2 separate regions of the Mus musculus genome follow, and region 2 is linked to region 1. The links are chromatin loops, found by intact Hi-C in ENCODE. Cell type or tissue: gastrocnemius. All regions are shown on one strand. Links, peaks and the distances in the headings refer to the core of each region. The heading gives the core; the rest is flanking DNA. Region 1 overlaps Gm6657 (predicted gene 6657). Region 2 has its middle 140 kb from the start of Gm6657.

Evidence for each region. A loop is a pair of places that touch in the nucleus more often than their neighbours do. Peaks named below come from ENCODE experiments on the same cell type or tissue, not always from the same donor. Only the 100,000 strongest peaks of a DNase experiment are listed, where the experiment ranks them.
Region 2: it touches region 1 in a loop (3-fold over the local background); 6 of 42 quality-filtered maps call a loop at or near these places.

What each region holds. Positions count from the first base shown.
Region 1 is chr12:78,202,413-78,210,750 of GRCm38, reverse strand. It overlaps Gm6657 (predicted gene 6657), which reads right to left. Exons shown (of 9, transcript NM_001374218.1): 8 at 2,211-2,269; 9 at 1,724-1,928. The coding sequence ends at 1,866. Among named protein-coding and RNA genes, the nearest start is that of Gm6657, 9.5 kb to the right of the region's middle. In gastrocnemius, for the core only: a CTCF peak has its summit at 4,749 (motif pointing left); a DNase peak (open chromatin) is centred at 4,730; H3K4me3 peaks cover 637 bases; H3K27ac peaks cover 793 bases.
Region 2 is chr12:78,052,695-78,061,032 of GRCm38, reverse strand. No RefSeq gene overlaps it. Among named protein-coding and RNA genes, the nearest start is that of Gm6657, 140 kb to the left of the region's middle. In gastrocnemius, for the core only: a CTCF peak has its summit at 4,861 (motif pointing left); a DNase peak (open chromatin) is centred at 4,850; H3K4me3 peaks cover 173 bases.

The sequences.
Region 1 (8,338 bases), core at 339-8,338:
GCTACTCGCTATGGGCCACTGGCTATGGGCTCATTTGCACTTGAACTTTGGGGACCACTTCATATTTAAGCCATAACAAATCCTTGTGCAATGTCATTTAATAAACTTCTGTTAAATCCTAGGCACCATATAAATTCGTTAAAATGAAAAGATGAACAAGACATAGTTCTGTGTCTTAAAGAGTTCATCATATGGTGTGAGAGAGATCTGGGTAAATCGATAATTGCAATATAATTCATTAAGGAATTCTCAAACCTAGGTAGATGTGGTAGTGCCTGTCTTTAATCCAGCATTCTAGAGGTAGAGGCCTGCCTAGTCTACATATCGAGTTCCAGGAGGGCCAGGGCTACATAGGGAGACCCTGTCTAAAAACAAAACAAAACAAAATCCTCAAACCTGAATGAACATTAGAATTTTCTGAGGATCTTAACTAAAAAATTATATGTTTTTGCCTTATCTTTCAAAAAATTGATTTAAATAACTTGGGGAGTGAAAATTGCTATTTTCCAGAGTCTACAAGGAGATCCTAATACATAGAAAGGATTGAGAAACACTGGGATAGGATAAAGATAACAAACTTCATTCTTTAAAAAAAGTGGGAGCCAGGCATTTAGTGCCTTTAGTTCTAGTACTCAGAATGCCGAGGTACATGGATCTCTGTGAGTTCAAGGGACAGCCTGGTCAAGTGAGTTCCAGGAGAGCCAGTGTTGCATAACAATGTTCTGTCTCAAAAAACAAGCAAGCAAACAAAAAAAGCAACAACAACAAAAATACTCTACAAGTATAGGGGCCAGTGTTCACATTGCCCGAATGTGGTAGTGTATGTCCCACAGCAAGATGGAAAGTGGACACAGTGGCCACTCCCAGAAGCTCTCAGGACAATTAGCCTGGTTTCTGCGTCAGTCATGAATAACATATCCCGTCTCAAACTAGATGGAAGGCTGACCTCTGACCTCTACACGTATGCCATGGCACATGCACACATTTACACGGAGATTAAAAACAAAACGTGAGCAGTCGTCAAGCAGAAAAGGAGAAAAGGATCTTCCGGCTTTGTACCTAGAACTCACGTTCCCTCGGGGAAACTGGAAACAGTTCCATAGAACTTACTATAGGACTGTGAGGGAAAGGAAAACAGTGAACGTTGAGACTGGGGAGCTAGGCAGGAGGCAGGTCAACTATTGCCCGTGAAGGAATTTGGACTTCATAAAAAAAAGTGATGGGGAGTGACATAATCTCATTTCTCTTAAAGAAAAAAAAATAGCTTGTATGGTACTGTAAGATGGATTAGAGAGCTTGGAAGCACTAATATCAATTAATAGACTGTGGTAACTCAGGCAGGAAAGGAGGCCTAAACTGAAAACAGTAATGCTAGTGAGTATAAGGTATTCAGGGATTAGCTAGCAAGGGAACAACCCACAAAGCAATGAATGGCACATGAGCCAGTAAGAGCCATCCAGGGGCTAGAGTTTTCTTTATTTTTCACCTAATGCTTACTTGCCAGCAATGATCAGTCCAGAAGTGAATACTTAAGAGATAGAAAAAATGTCTATGAATTTAACTAGAAGCAATGTGATTTGAAATTCAGTCATTTCATCCAAAATTCACCAACCTAATTAGTGGCTATTTATAATACCTATACTCAAGTCCCAACATGCTTAGGGCCAAAATGTGCAACATCTCTCCCCCAGTTTGGTGGTAGAATGGAAGGACAGACCTAATATAAAGGTTTGAGAGATTTTAGTGAACAGAAAGGCTGTACCTAGTCTTCAAATATGTCCAAAGCAAAAGTAGGGAAAGCCTTCTAAACCTTCAGAGCTTCATCTGGCATTGACTTCAGAAAAAAGAGCCTCTGTCCTACATCATCATACTGACTTTTCTCTAGTTCCTCCTTGTTGTTCTACGTAGTTCTTTGATCCTGGGATTCTCTTTAAAATAGAAGAAGAACAAGAAGAGAGGGGAAAGTTAAAACAGGTGTTTGCAACTCTAAACAATCATAAGTTATAATGCATAGTAAATGCATTGCAGTGCTGGGATTGTTGCTTACAATAGAGCTCTTGACTGCCATGCACAAGGCCATGGGTTGGATTCTCAACATGGCCAAAGCAGATCCATAAATGTATAAACAAATGTTTTGCAAAGATCTATACCCATTATCTAAGCTTTTTAAAATTGGAGTGGTTTTGTTGTTTTGAAAGTTATTCTCTCACCGTATCATGTTCATTTCTGTTGATTGTTGCTCTCTCCATAGTTGTAGCACCCATTTTACCTGAAGGAAAAGATTTGGAAAATGAGGTCTATTAACATTCATCATGGCATTATTTAATTGTATAACTGTAAGACTAATAATTGCTTTGATAGGAGGTGTCAAATTGTTGTTTTAGAAAATTAGGGAAAAAATTAAATTTGTAGTGGTAGACCTTTTTTTTTCTATTGACAGCCCTTTGTTCTATAGCAGAAAAACTCATTTCAGAATTACATATAAATAAAATTTTTTAAGCCGGGCAGTGGTGGCGCACGCCTTTAATCCCAGCACTTGGGAGGTAGAGGCAGGCAGACTTCTGAGTTCGAGGCCAGCCTGGTCTACAGAGTGAGTTCCAGGACAGCCAGGGCTACACAGAGAAACCCTGTCTCGGAAAACCAAAAAAAAAAAAAAAAAAAAAACCAAACCTCCCCCCCCCCAAAAAAAAATTAAACATTTTGAGAGCCTGCAGAAATGAATTTCGAACATTTGAAAGAAGCTAGATGATAAACCAACTCCATATAGGTACACTATGCAAGCATATATTCGACAAAACAGCCGTGTAGTAAGAAATGCCAAGGTGTAAAGGTGGGGGCTCAGCAAGCGAGAGAAGAGGCAGGATGCGTAATATACGGGCTGTGAAACAGGAGGAGAGAAAGAAAATTGTAGGGTGTTTCATAGCAAGCATTTCTAGGTTAGGTCTAATCGAAAGGAATCCTGTTAAATTTGAATTTTAGCACACAGTAGTAATTTTTAGTTCATGTTCCATGTGAAATCTGAAAAGCAAACAATAATAATTATTCATTGCTTGGCTGAAATTAAAATCTGTCTTTAAAAAAGAAAATGGAGCCCCCACTTCTGGCATCCTGCTCCTTCCTCTCCTAAACACTTGGTGTGAACAGGTGGAGTCATTGTCACCCATTAACACTGTCTTAATGAGGATGCAGTTTACTTTTTAAATTTTTTACTGAATTCATGTTTAGGGAAAAAGAACTAACTTTATTCTTTCTGTCTGAACTTCTGTAAGATTTTGTGGAAAAACAAATAAAAATATGACAAATTAGTTTCATCATCTGTTAATACCACAAACACTACTTTAATGTTTAAAGGCTTCAGGTTGCCTCAAAGTTTATAGACTTTTTAAAGAGCAGTACTTTGGTGAAAGATCCAGATTTGAGCTAGTTGTGGTTTCTGCCTCTGCCTCCCAAAATTTTAGCCATCAGGAAGAGAAATTAAAGAAGGAAAGGTGAGAGGTGAGAGGAATAACTTGCTTTCAGGACAGAGGATTAGTGAGAAAATAGGTTCCCAGGAATATTCATTTTCCACTTCCCTGGGCTTCAGTAGCACAATATCCAGCCTTCGGGTTCTTCTAAGGAGAACTTTCTGTATCTTCTCAGAGAGCTCAAAGAAATGCTAAGAGCCTGGGATATGGGGGAGGGGTGGTCAAAATCAAGTATCATATCACAATTACATTATTACTGAAGATTATTGCCGAAGACAAATCATCTGAATTTAGAGATTGCTTAGTGCTCTCTGTGATAGGTGATTAATGAAGGTCACAAGCTGCAGTCTTAAGTAGGCTGACATAAGCAAGGAGAGCTGACGCAAACCCTGAGCCAAATTCTAAGTAAACGCTCTCAAATATGCTATATCTCTGTGAGGTGGGGGAAGCAAAGGCTTATCCCGGAGTGTGAACAGCAGAAACGATTTCTTGTACATCAGATGCCTGAAGCAAAGACTGATACTGGTAATGGTGAGTCCCAGGCCTCAGGGAATTCCCCAAATAGTGATTGCTTGAACTGTAACAACATCTCTATTATTTGCCAACAAAATAGAAGGCACCATTACCTTAGCCAGACAGCACAACAGGAGACAAGGGATTTTGGGCCAAGAGCATGGAGGAAAACTTCCTTCTATCTGGAAATACCTGAAATGGAAGGACCTGTATTTGCCTGATTTGGGAAAGAGGTGTGCCCAGGATCTCTTGCCACTTTCCTCTAAGCCAAGCTTAAGCAATGCAATTCTTTTGAAACTAGAGGAACCAGAACACCGTCCAAAAGGGCTATTGAGTGCTCAGCCTTCAAATAGTGCTTGTGTAATAGCCCAGCCCTTTCCCTTTGCTGCCCTAATTGCCTAACTTATTTGTAGTAGAGAGAAAACGTGTTAGATAAGAATTATGGAGGAAGTAGGCAGTTGCTTTCATTTTTTGTTTCTTTGTTCAGAATGGGGTGAACTAGTTAAGCAAGGAGAATAATAATGGTTAAGAGCTGTACAGCAGAACACCATGTTTAATGTTTAATCAAGGCTGCCAGTAATACATCTTGATGCCATATAGCATGACACAAAACATCAATAGGCTGTTTTCTTCATTTTTCATTTGGTTTATAAATGTGTGGCACATTTTGTCCTAGGGGTAACAGAAAGCCGAGTCTCCTACAGCATTTCACGTTTCCTGAGTTACCATTCCTTATGGACTTGGCTTAGATGTGGTTGGTGCCACCTACCGGGCTAAGTACATAATTACAGGCCTCCCAACCCATTTGTAAATATCTAAAAACAGCTTGAATTTGATCTTGGTGCTCAAATTCAGGTTGACGCGATATAGTTAAGTTTGGGTTCCCATCATAATTTTTAGGAATGGAAGAGACATAAGAAATCCAACTTTAATACCACCATTGTGTCATTCAGTCCAGAACCGGAGCTTTAACTGTGGTTTTCTGAGTTTGCTTCTTGTTCTGTATTGCAGACCTTACAGAGCCGTTATAAGGGTTGCACGAAGTGAGAGGCTGTTAAAGTGCCCTGCTACCTGTGGTAGCTATAAATATTAGGTACAGAAAAAATAAAATCAAATAACTTGCCTATGTTGTGTAGGGGCTACAACACATATATCTGACTCTAGAGCCATGGCTTTTCTCATTGAATTAAAACTTCTCAAGGTTTGATATTGAAATAATTTTAGGTTTTTTTATTAGATATTTTCTTCACTTACATTTCAAATGCTATCCCGAAAGTTCCCTATACCTTCCCCCCACCCTGCTCCCCTACCCACCCACTCCCACTTCTTGGCCCTGGCGTTCCCCTGTACTGGAGCATATAAAGTTTGCAATGCCGAGGGACCTCTCTTCCCAGTGATGGCCAACTAGGCCATCTTCTGCTACATATGCAACTAGAGACACGAGCTCTGGGGCTACTGATTAGTTCATATTGTTGTTCCACCTATAGGATTGCAGACCCCTTCAGCTCCTTGGGTGCTTTCTCTAGCTTGTAATAATTTTAAGTGACACCTATAGTGAATTTAAGAGATGTTATAACATGGCTTTAAAACCTGTAAATCACAGTGGAAAATTATTTTGAGTTGAACGCTCGACCCAGGATGCCCTCGCACTACTCTGCCTTCTGCCCTGCATGCTGGGACTATAGCGAGTGCTCCAGCACCCAGCTCAGTCATCACCTTTTCCAATGCTTTGTACTTGATAGAGCCAAGGAGAAAGTTTAAAGAGAATCCTCCTGTTAGTTATACTTTCCGAGAGTGGTAAAACATGCCTCAGGCTTGACCATCTTTCTAGAGTTAATTTTTCTATCTCATTATTATTAAATTTACTTGTGAAAACTGTGGCTGAGCATGGTAGGTAGCTTGTGATGCTGATACCCAGGAGGCTGAAGTAGAAGGATCACTGGAAGTTTGAGGTCAGGATGAGCTACATAGTCAGCTCCAGGCCAGCTTAGGCTATAGAACGAGATCCTTTTATGTTTTGTTTTTAATTGCTTTTGTTTTCAATAAATGTGTGAATGTAAATAAAGATAGCCTGAGTAGCAAAAATGAATTACTAATAAACAGCAGCCTAAAGAGGTTGGGAAATATTACTGCTACACTAGTCCCCCCGCTGTTGACAACACTGTAATTTAACAATTCTCCCATTGTTTTAGCTTCTTTTCTGTTCTGAGAAAACCATTCCAACCAAAAGCAACTTAGGGAAGAAAGGGTTTATTTGGCTTACATGTCCCAGTGACTGTTCATCATGAAGGGACATCAGAGCAGGAGTTCAAGGCAGGAACTTGGAGCTGGAAATTAAAGCCAAAACCATGGAAGAAAATTGCTTACTGGCTTGCTCAGCCCACTCTCTCTTATAACCCAAGACTACCGGCCCAGGGGTAGCACTGTCCACAGAAGACGGCCCTCCAAAACCAACCATTAATCAAGAAAATACCCCTAAAAGATGTGTCTATGGGCCAATCTGAGGGAAACATTTTCCTCAGTTGAGACTTCCTTCTCCCAGATAACCCTATATATCAAATTGTCAAAAAAACTACCAGCACACCCATGGTAAGAACTAGCATGTGTTTTGTAAATAATAATAATAACAATAAAACTAGAGCTTATCAATAAGTCAACATAACAAAATCTGTGACTGTTGGGTTTCAGATCCATTTGGACTCAAATAAACGAAAAGATTTTGAGTATGTGTAAGCATAGATGCAGCCAGTAAAACACAGGATCTGTGGATCGCGCCAGCCGGTCACTGTGGTAACGTGTAGTAGCTGAGCACTATAGAAACCTATCACTTTGTTTGCTAGGAGTGAAAAAAAGGGGAGGAAAACATGGACCTGTGGGCTGCCGCAGTTCAGCCTGATTCAGTGCTCTTTGTGTGTAGGGGAGTCTCCTGAGGCATGCAAATGGAGCTCAATCACTAATGAGGGGCTGGCTTTAATTTAAAGTCTGGAATTTAAAGAACTGTTTCCTTACTCTATGGCTCCCTTGAGATGAACTTTGGCTAATTTTCAGTGACATAAAACAGCTTTCTGTTTTTCTCATACTATGTCTTTGTCTTTTAACTTTTGTATATGAATGACTTATTGTCTCCAGGCTCTTCCTTTCCAACTTCCTGCTGTCCAATTCTTTTCAAAATATAGGTGGAAAGAAAATATGTGTGGAATTCTGCCTGAGTATATGTTGATGATCCAGTTTTCCCTCAATTTTCCTAATTTTATCTATTAACGAAGATTGAATGCTGTATGCCTGGACCAAGTTATTCTAAGTCTCTCCATCTTATTGAATATTTTTTATAATAATGACTTGTTTGCATATTGTGTCAAGGAACAGATAAGAAAGTCTAGGGAATTTAGATATTCTGGAAATATTGAAGATATTGACTATGGTAATTCCATAGTGAAGTTCTGTCCCGTTCTGAAGGCCTGGGGGTGGGGAGAACTCACTCCTAGACCTCAGTAACATGAGCATTTATATTTGTCCTAACTAAATGGTTTGTGGTCACTGTGAACACTGACAATCCAGAGTTTCTGGTGAATTCTAGAAATACATTTATAGCCTACCTCCACTAAATAGCCCTTCTGTCATACATTATCATACTCTTGACCAACTTATTTTCCATTTTCTTTGGCTTGCTCATCTGTTTATTTGGTCATATGTGTTGTGTGCAATGTTTATAAGACATTCAAGCTCTTTATGGACTAAGATCAAGAAGTGATCACATACAGAGTTACTGATACTGGCAGGACATTGCCATTCTTGGATTAGGATTTCTACAGCATGTCCCTTTTTAAAATATAGACTTCAGATTAATAGATTCTTGAACGTTTAAGAATCCTTTCCCTGCCCATCATAACCTTTCCGTTACTTTTTATGACTATGATTTTTCTATGATATCATAAAGTCTTTAGGGGAAATCAATGGCATTCCCAGAAAACGATCTGAATTAGTGAGCTCAGAGCCCTTTCCAACTGTCTGTCTCCTATGCCTTCAGCTCAGAAGCAGCAGACTCTTCCAATGTGCTGTATAAGATCAACCCTAGTTCTCAGGGCAGGGGTAAAGATGGAAAAGAAACTAAGTTTTCTGAGTGTCAAATATTATTGTCTACATAGCCCAAGGATATAGTATTACTTTATCTTTACAAAGGAGAACGTAATTTCTTCCACAGAGATTCTTTACCTCAGTGCAATAGCTCTTGAATACCACTATTAGTAATAATAATAGTGAAAATTTTCATTTAGACCACATTGAACTTAGATTGTGTGCCAGACACTGTGACTCTCACTGCTAAGCAATGGGACCTTAAGTGTTAACAAACAAAAGAAAAC
Region 2 (8,338 bases), core at 65-8,064, 150 kb after region 1:
AGAACACAGGCCGCAGAACTAACTGACCAGGACTCATGGGAGCGCATAGAGATCAGGGAGCCTGGAGGGTCTCACCTGGGTCCTCTGCGTATGTTAGAACTGAGAAGCAGATGTTCTTGTGGACTATCCTTGAGGGGTTGATATACCCAGTGTTCTTCTATTGGAGAACACAAATGTTTTTTTCTCCTCTCCCAGCACATGTAAGTGAAAATTCAGTTGTTAACTTTTATCCTAGTAGCAAAGTTTTCATTCATCCATTTTTTAAAAAATACCACAAAATAAAACATAATAAGATAAGAGAAAAACAATCACTTTGGAATTGAACAAGACAGACCAACAGAAAATGGGGTATCTCTATTACCCCCCCCCTTTAGAACTCAGGAAACTCCTCAGAAGAGGAGGCAGAAAGAGTGTGAGGGCCAGAGGGAAAGGAGGAAACCAAGAAACAAGACCCCCATAATCAACATGAGAAAGTTCATATGAAGTCACAGAGGCTGGAGCAGTGTGCGTGGGGCTGCACGGGGCTGCATGGGGCTGCACAGGGCTGCACGGGGCTGCACCAGCGCCTCTGAACTTACATTACGGCATCCAGGCATTCAGTTTAGTGTTTTTATGGGATTCCTGCATGAGAGAACAAGTAGGTCTCTCATTCTTGTGCCTTCTCTTGGGCTCTGTCCCTTCTGTTGATGTAAGTATTTTTAGATGTACACTTTGCAATTAATTTTTCTGTTTCTTCTCCTGCTCTCCTTTCTCCCTGTGTGTTTATGTATGCACGCACACCCACGTGGAGGCCAGGGATTTATGCTGGGTGTCTTCCTCCTCAGTTGCTCTCCACTTCGCTTATTGAGACAGAGTCTCCCTGAGCCCAGAGTTTGCTAATTAGGCTAGACTGGCTGGCCAGCAAGCTCTAGGGATCCTCCCACCTCCACCTTCATAGTGGCTGGCTTTTATGTGGGTGCTGGGAATCCAGCTCATGTGTCAGGCTTGTGTGGCAAGCACTTTACTGACGAGTCACATCCCCAGCCCCTAATTTTTCTATTTGTGGATGCAAGCGAAATTGTATTGCAGGGACACATTTCAGTGTAGACAATTTAAATGGGCAAAAGCAGAGCCGTGTTTCCCTTTAGTCTTCACATTTGTTGTGTATTAAAATCTTCTGTTCCCCCTCCCCTCTACCTCCTGCCAGAGATATGTTGGGATTCTAAACCCTGTATCTCAGAACATGTTCTTATTTGGAGAGAATTTCTACAGAAATAACTAAATTGAAAGGAGCTCACTGGGGTGAGCCCCAACCCGATATGATTAATAAAAAGGGGGAGTCTGGACATGGCCATACACACAGGGAAATCACGAGATGTAGACAGAGGAGAGTAATGGTTCTGTAAACCAAATATTGATAAGCCAAATAATGTGGAGGATTGCCGTTGAACTACAAGGAGCTAGAGAGGGAGTCTGAAAGCCTCTCTCTCTCTCTCTCTCTGCAACTTAAAACCAACTTTTTTGGTGTCTTCATCGATAGCTCCTAGCCCCCAGCACTCTGAGATAGTAACATTTAAGTTGTATAATGGGAAACGGAGCTCGAGTAACTAACACTCAGGGTTTTTTCTTTCTTTTTACTCATGGTGATAAATAAGCTTACCCTTGCCAGTTCAGAACAAATTTAGGAGTCTTTAGTTAAACTCAGTCTTTTTTATTTTTTTTTAAATAAGCCTTTAGCCCATTTGGGCTTTCCTCTTCTCCCTCTCCCCTCGACAGACTGTATCTGCAGGCAGAGGTGTCTGGTCACACTCCTCTCTGCTGGTCTGTCTCCACACACTCTGTCTGTATTGCTAGTGTCTATTCCATATACAGTCAGCTTGATGGATTTAACTGTTTTACCTCGTTTTAAACATGAGGCTTTCTGGACAGTGGTGGCATGCACCTTTAATCCCAGCACTTGGAAGGTAGAGGTTAATGGATCTCTGTGAGTTTGAGGCCAGCCTGGTCTACAGAGAGAGAGAGTTCTAGGACAGCCAGGGCTACATAGTGAGACCCTTAAGACAAAAGAAAAACATCAAGTGAAAAGGTTTTCATACCATGGAGTGGTATGACTTATTAAAGAATAAAGGAGTTTTACTTTCACTGAACAATTCCCAAAGCATATTAAATTCTGTAACATGAACGGTTTCATTATAGTTTGGGCTGTAAATGTGTGGGAAAGGCTCACATGCTAATGGCTTGGTTACCAACTTCTTATTGCATTCCTGGGAAGTGGTTGGGACTGTTGGGTGGTAGAGTCAGGTAGAAGTAGAAGGAAGTTGGGTTTTCTGGGATGGGTCAGTGAAGGGGCTACTGAGGCCGTGGATACCTCATGCCCTTCTCTGTACCTCCCAGCCACCATGCTGTATAAAGCTTTGATCACCATATATGTCTGCCATAGGCCCAAAGTGACAGGGCCAAGTGATTATGAGTAGAAACCTCTACAATGAGTCCAAGAGATCTTCCTCCTTTCACCTTGATTGTCTCAGGTATTTTGTTATAGTAAGGGAAAGCTGACATGGTCTCATTCTGTTTTTACAGAATCTCTGTTCCTGACTTTCACTTTGTGTGCTCATGTGTGTGTGTCCACATGTACCTGTGTATGTATGTGTGTGTGCATGCACATGCATGTGTGTGTGTGTAACTGTGTGTGTGTCCACGTGTACCTGTGTATGTATGTGTGTGTGCATGTGTACGTGTGTGTGTGTGTGTAACTGTGTGTGTGTGCATGTGTGTGTGTGTGTGTGTGTGTGTGTGTGTGTAGATGCAAAGACCACAGAAAATCTCAGGCACATATCATGCATTAGCAGTGCCATCCACAGAAGACAGATAATTTAGGTGGTATGAACTGATAAAAAGGGGACTTTGTTTTTTCTTAAATTCTCTTTTTGGGAAGTACTGTCTAAAATATTAATAGAGTTGTATTAATGAATTCTTACAGTTTAATAAGTAAAACTATAAACCAAACCTCAACAAACATCACCATCATGCTGTGATGGCCTGCCTGTCTATCTTCTTTCCCAGCACCTCTGAAGCAGCCTGTTCACACATTTCTTAGTCTGAAAAGGACCTGGCATACATGAAGACTTTCTCTGAATTCTCCTTATTTTCCCCTGTAGAAATATTGTCAAACTTTAATGAATAAATAGAAGACCAGAAAGTATGGCTCTTGATTGCCCTCCAGACCAAAGTCTACGCTGTCACAGAGGCCTCTGGCAATCCAGAAGGAATCAAGTTGAATCAAGTAACAAGAGAGATCAATATCCTTTTCATGTTAAACTGCCCTGACGCCCTCCATTATGGGATTCACTGCACGGAGGATCGATCCATTTCTCTTCTGGTAGACCACGAGGGCTCTAAAATTTTCATTTGTATATATTAATTTTTAGGAGAGAATTTCACTTTATGGAGCTATTTTCTCTGTGTGTATCACCAGTGGATTAATAGAGTCCCGGAGCCCCTTGTGTCGGAGCTTCACTTCTGCATACTAAGTAAACAATCTTGAAGGAATAGTCCTTGGGTCAGGACAAGGATAATAATGGTCATTAATAACCATCACTCATTACATGGTTCTTTCCCTGAGCTCTTCTGACCTACCCCTTCATAAATGCTTTTTAATGTACCGTGCACAGTCCTGTCTCTGCTTCCCCTCCCAGCCAGACACACACTTGGAGGGAGGTTAATTGCTCTTGTCTTCATGAGTCCTGACCTGTGTGACATCCCTGGATCACCACTTCCACCTCTGGGGAAGAGGCTAATGGTCACCTAGCAAGCTGCTTGGGACACAGAGTAGTGGAATCTAATTACTGGCTCTTGTGGTTGGACCCAGGAGCAAGTCTTTATTAACAGGATGGGCCAAGTCTTCTCCCAGTATGAGTGCTAACTACCTTCTGCAAGCTATTGTTATTTTGAAAACCCTAAGGAAATTATACCTTAATTTGAGTTAAGATGCTCCCAGTTAACTCTCTCTAGTCCCTTATCTGGTTCTTATTGGTATGAAACCGACTTCATCCAGATGCAATCAAATTAATTCCCTGTTTTGTCCAGAACTCAGATTATTTAGGTAGCCACAGTACCCAGTGTCAGATTGTCTGTCCCCTCTGTGGGGGTTCCTGCCTCCCACCCTCACAGAGTCTCTACACACACAAGCAAGCAATCATCTTTCTAAGCAATTGGAGCAGATTACCCGTTTTCTGCTTTTAGAAGATGATAACCTTGAATACCTTGAGACACAAATTCCTGTATCACTTCTTTTTTTTTTTAAAGTTGGTGGTGAAATCATTAGAAGAAAGAGCCAGTGGAGTTGATGGTGAAAATTATAATTATAGTTGAGACTTGAAGCAGCATTTAGAGTCACTGTTAATATAACTTTAGCCCTCTGGCTTCGTTGTGTTCCTATAAGGCCCATCAATGTTTGTTTTACCAGAAGGTAAGTTGTTTATTCCCTGGGACCCCTGGAAAACAGCATCGTTATGTTGTGAACACATAGATACATATTCTGGCCAAATATATAACCTTTCTATCTCGAATCTTTCAGGCAGACTCCCTCCCCGCCCCCCCCCCCCCGTGAGGGGAGGAACTAAAATTTAAAAGTGCCTTATCTGACAAATGATTAGGAAATTATTCTTCTTAAAGAAAATGGATGCCAAAACAAATCAGTTCCCTAAAGTGACATGAAATCTCCTCAAGCTGCATCTGGGAATATTAATAAATGAAGAGATGCCTCTGCCTACATACAGCTCATCACCTTGGTACCCCCCACCTCCCGTGCCCCCCAGCCCTGCAGGAAACAGAGTGCTGGAGCTTTGGGATTAGAGGTTAAAGCCTGCCATCTTGCGGCGACATTCTTGAATTACACTGGCACTTTGTACCTTTCTCGGACCATAGCGGCTGTTGGAATTAGGTATGCCTGGCACTCACTCCCGACTGCCCCGAACCCCCATGCATCTGAATTTGGGGCGTGCTTATTCTTTGAGGGGTATCAAGAACTCTGTAACTGAGAAACGCCAGGATATCTGTGCCCTATCACTCTAAGGTTACATCCCAGTGGCTGCCAGGATGGTGTTCTATGGTAGCACCCCCTCTAGCCCTTCTGACGCTGAAAAACTGCACCACTTGGAATGGCTACAACCTCCTCCAGTTTTAGACACATGAGTACTTTCCTGAAGAAGACCTCTGCTGAGCAGGAAAGCTTTGGGCTTGTAAGCCAAACCACCTTTTCCAGGTACCTGTAGCAATCATATTGGGAGGCACAGTGAAGCAACCAACTCCTGAGGCACATACAAACATTGGATGCTCAGATATCAGAATTCATGATACCTGCTGCTGGTTGGGGAGTTTTCCTCTGACCTAGACTAATGAGAAAGACATAAAAGCGTCTTTAAAGGATGCCATCTGTCTTGTGCTGTTGAAGGTTGGAGAACATTTGCAGAGATGCCTTCTTAAGGAGTACTGGTCTGAACGAGATGGCTTCCCCCCTGTGATGGTTTGTATATGCTTGAGCCAGTGAGTGGCATGGTTAGAAGGTGTGACCCTGTTGGAGTAGGTGTATCACTGTGGGTGTAGGCTAAAAATTCCTCACCCTAGCTGCCTGGAAGTGAGTCTTCCACTAGCAGCCTTCAGATGAAGATGTAGAACTCTCAGCTTTGCCTGCACTGTGCCTGCCTGCCTGCCTGCCTAGAAGTTGCCATCCATGGTCCCACCTTTATGATAATGGACTCAACCTCTGAACCTGTAAGCCAGCCCCAATTAAATATTGTCTTTTATACGACTTTCCCTGGTCATGGTGTCTGCTCACAGCAGAAAAATCCTAACTAAGACACCCCCACTCCCATGCTGCTTCTCCCCTCAGTGTGTTCAGGGTTGGGAAATCAAGGCAAAGGTCATGGTTCTTCTGGGCTTGGTCTGTCTGGGGGTCGGAGTGGAGAGGACAGGGAGTAAGGCTTCCTGAGACAGCTTTTGGGAGAAGAGAAGCTTGAGGAGGCTAAGTACTTCACATGTTTTCAGAGACAGCTGCAGACTTCAGTTTTCCATCTGGAATCTGGATTGGTAGAGTGGGGCAGCCTCCAAAGATGCTAGCACAGCAGGTGTGTGTGTGTGCTCTATCAGAAGGGGTGCACAACATTCAGTTTGGGATCCCTCTTTCTTCTTTTAGTGGCATCTGCTTTGTGGTCTAGTTAAGGACAGAAATCACCTTGGAGGGAGACATTGCTTATTCTTTAAAGAATACTTGAGTAGCTCCCTTGGTTATGTAACTGTCATCTGAGTAGACTTTCTGGTCCCCAGAGAAGGACATAAGAAGACACACTGGACTGTGAGTTGATGAGTTGGCTAGGTCTCTCATCTGGGAGGAGGAATGAGTAATGCAGAACCATGTGGAGGGCCATGTGTTGAACATAATTCCTTAGTTAAAAATGATAACCATTAATTCTCCTTAGATTTACTAACTACTACTCATCTTTCCCTGAACCCCAATCTTACCTTGCTCACACACTCCCATTTCTTGCCTCATTTCACCAACAACTTTTGGATCATCCACTTTGTAAGAAGAGATCTTACCATTAGATAAGCCTGTCCTTCAGGTTGTTCTAATGGTCTTCTCCTAGGTTGTGGTGTTTGTTGCTAAAGCATATTTCTCCAAAAGGTAAAAATGAGACTCTTACACAAATAGAAAAGAGGCATACCAAGAGGTTTTGTGACTTATTAACTCATGAAGAGGCCAGCAAGACTTGGAATGCAGGACAGAAGAAAGTCTGAGGGCTACATATAGATACTCAGGTATCTGTAGTGAGTGTGCTAATGGATGCAGATTGGGTACCTTCCCAAGAAACAACAAAAGATAGTGCCAGGGATTGTGATTTCTATCAACTATTTTGATGGGGGAAAAACCGTATTCACAGCGCTTGATCCAGTTACTTTTATATTGTTGTCAAGAGACACGATGGCCAAGGCAACTTATAATGAGGCTCACAGTTCCCAAGAGTTAGAATCCATGATCATCATTGCGAGGAGCAAGACAGCAGGCAAGCCGGCACAGTGTTGGTATCTAAGAGCTTACATCCTGATCTGAAAGTTGGAGGTAGAAAGAGAGCTACTTGGAATGACATGGGTTTTTGAAACCTCAAAGCCCAACCCCAGTGACACACCTTCTCCAAAAAAGCCATACCCTGAGCACATACTAGCAGCTTGACAACACATCTAAAAGCTCTAGAAAAGAAGGAAGCAAATTCACCCAAGAGGAGTAGACGGCAGGAAATAATCAAACTCAGGGGTGAAATCAACCAAGTGGAAACAAGAAGAACTATTCAAAGAATTAACCAAATGAGGAGTTGGTTCTTTGAGAAAATCAACAAGAAAGATAAACCCTTAGCTAGACTTACTAAAGGGCACAGGGAAAAAATCCTAATTAACAAAATCAGAAATGAAAAGGGAGACATAACAACAGATCCTGAAGAAATCCAAAACACCATCAGATCCGTCTACAAAAGGCTATACTCAACAAAACTGGAAAACCTGGACGAAATGGACAAATTTCTGGACAGATACCAGGTACCAAAGTTGAGTCAGGATCAAGTTGACCATCTAAACAGTCCCATATCACCTAAAGAAATAGAAGCAGTTATTAATAGTCTCCCAGCCAAAAAAAAGCCCAGGACCAGACGGGTTTAGTGCAGAGTTCTATCAGACCTTCAAAGAAGATCTAATTCCAGTTCTGCACAAACTATTTCACAAAATAGAAGTAGAAGGTACTCTACCCAACTCATTTTATGAAGCCACAATTACTCTGATACCTAAACCACAGAAAGACTCAACAAAGATAGAGAACTTCAGACCAATTTCTCTTATGAATATCGATGCAAAAATCCTCAATGAAATTCTTGCTAACCGAATCCAAGAACATATTAAAGCAATTATCCATCCTGACCAAGTAGGTTTTATTCCAGGAATGCAGGGATGGTTTAATATACGAAAATCCATCAATGTAATCCATTATATAAACAAACTCAAAGACAAAAACCACATGATCATCTCGTTAGATGCAGAAAAAGCATTTGACAAGATCCAACACCCATTCATGATAAAAGTTTTGGAAAGATCAGGAATTCAAGGCCCATACCTAAACATGATAAAAGCAATCTACAGCAAACCAGTAGCCAACATCAAAGTAAATGGAGAGAAGCTGGAAGCAATCCCACTAAAATCAGGGACTAGACAAGGCTGCCCACTTTCTCCCTACCTTTTCAACATAGTACTTGAAGTATTAGCCAGAGCAATTCGACAACAAAAGGAGATCAAGGGGATACAAATTGGAAAAGAGGAA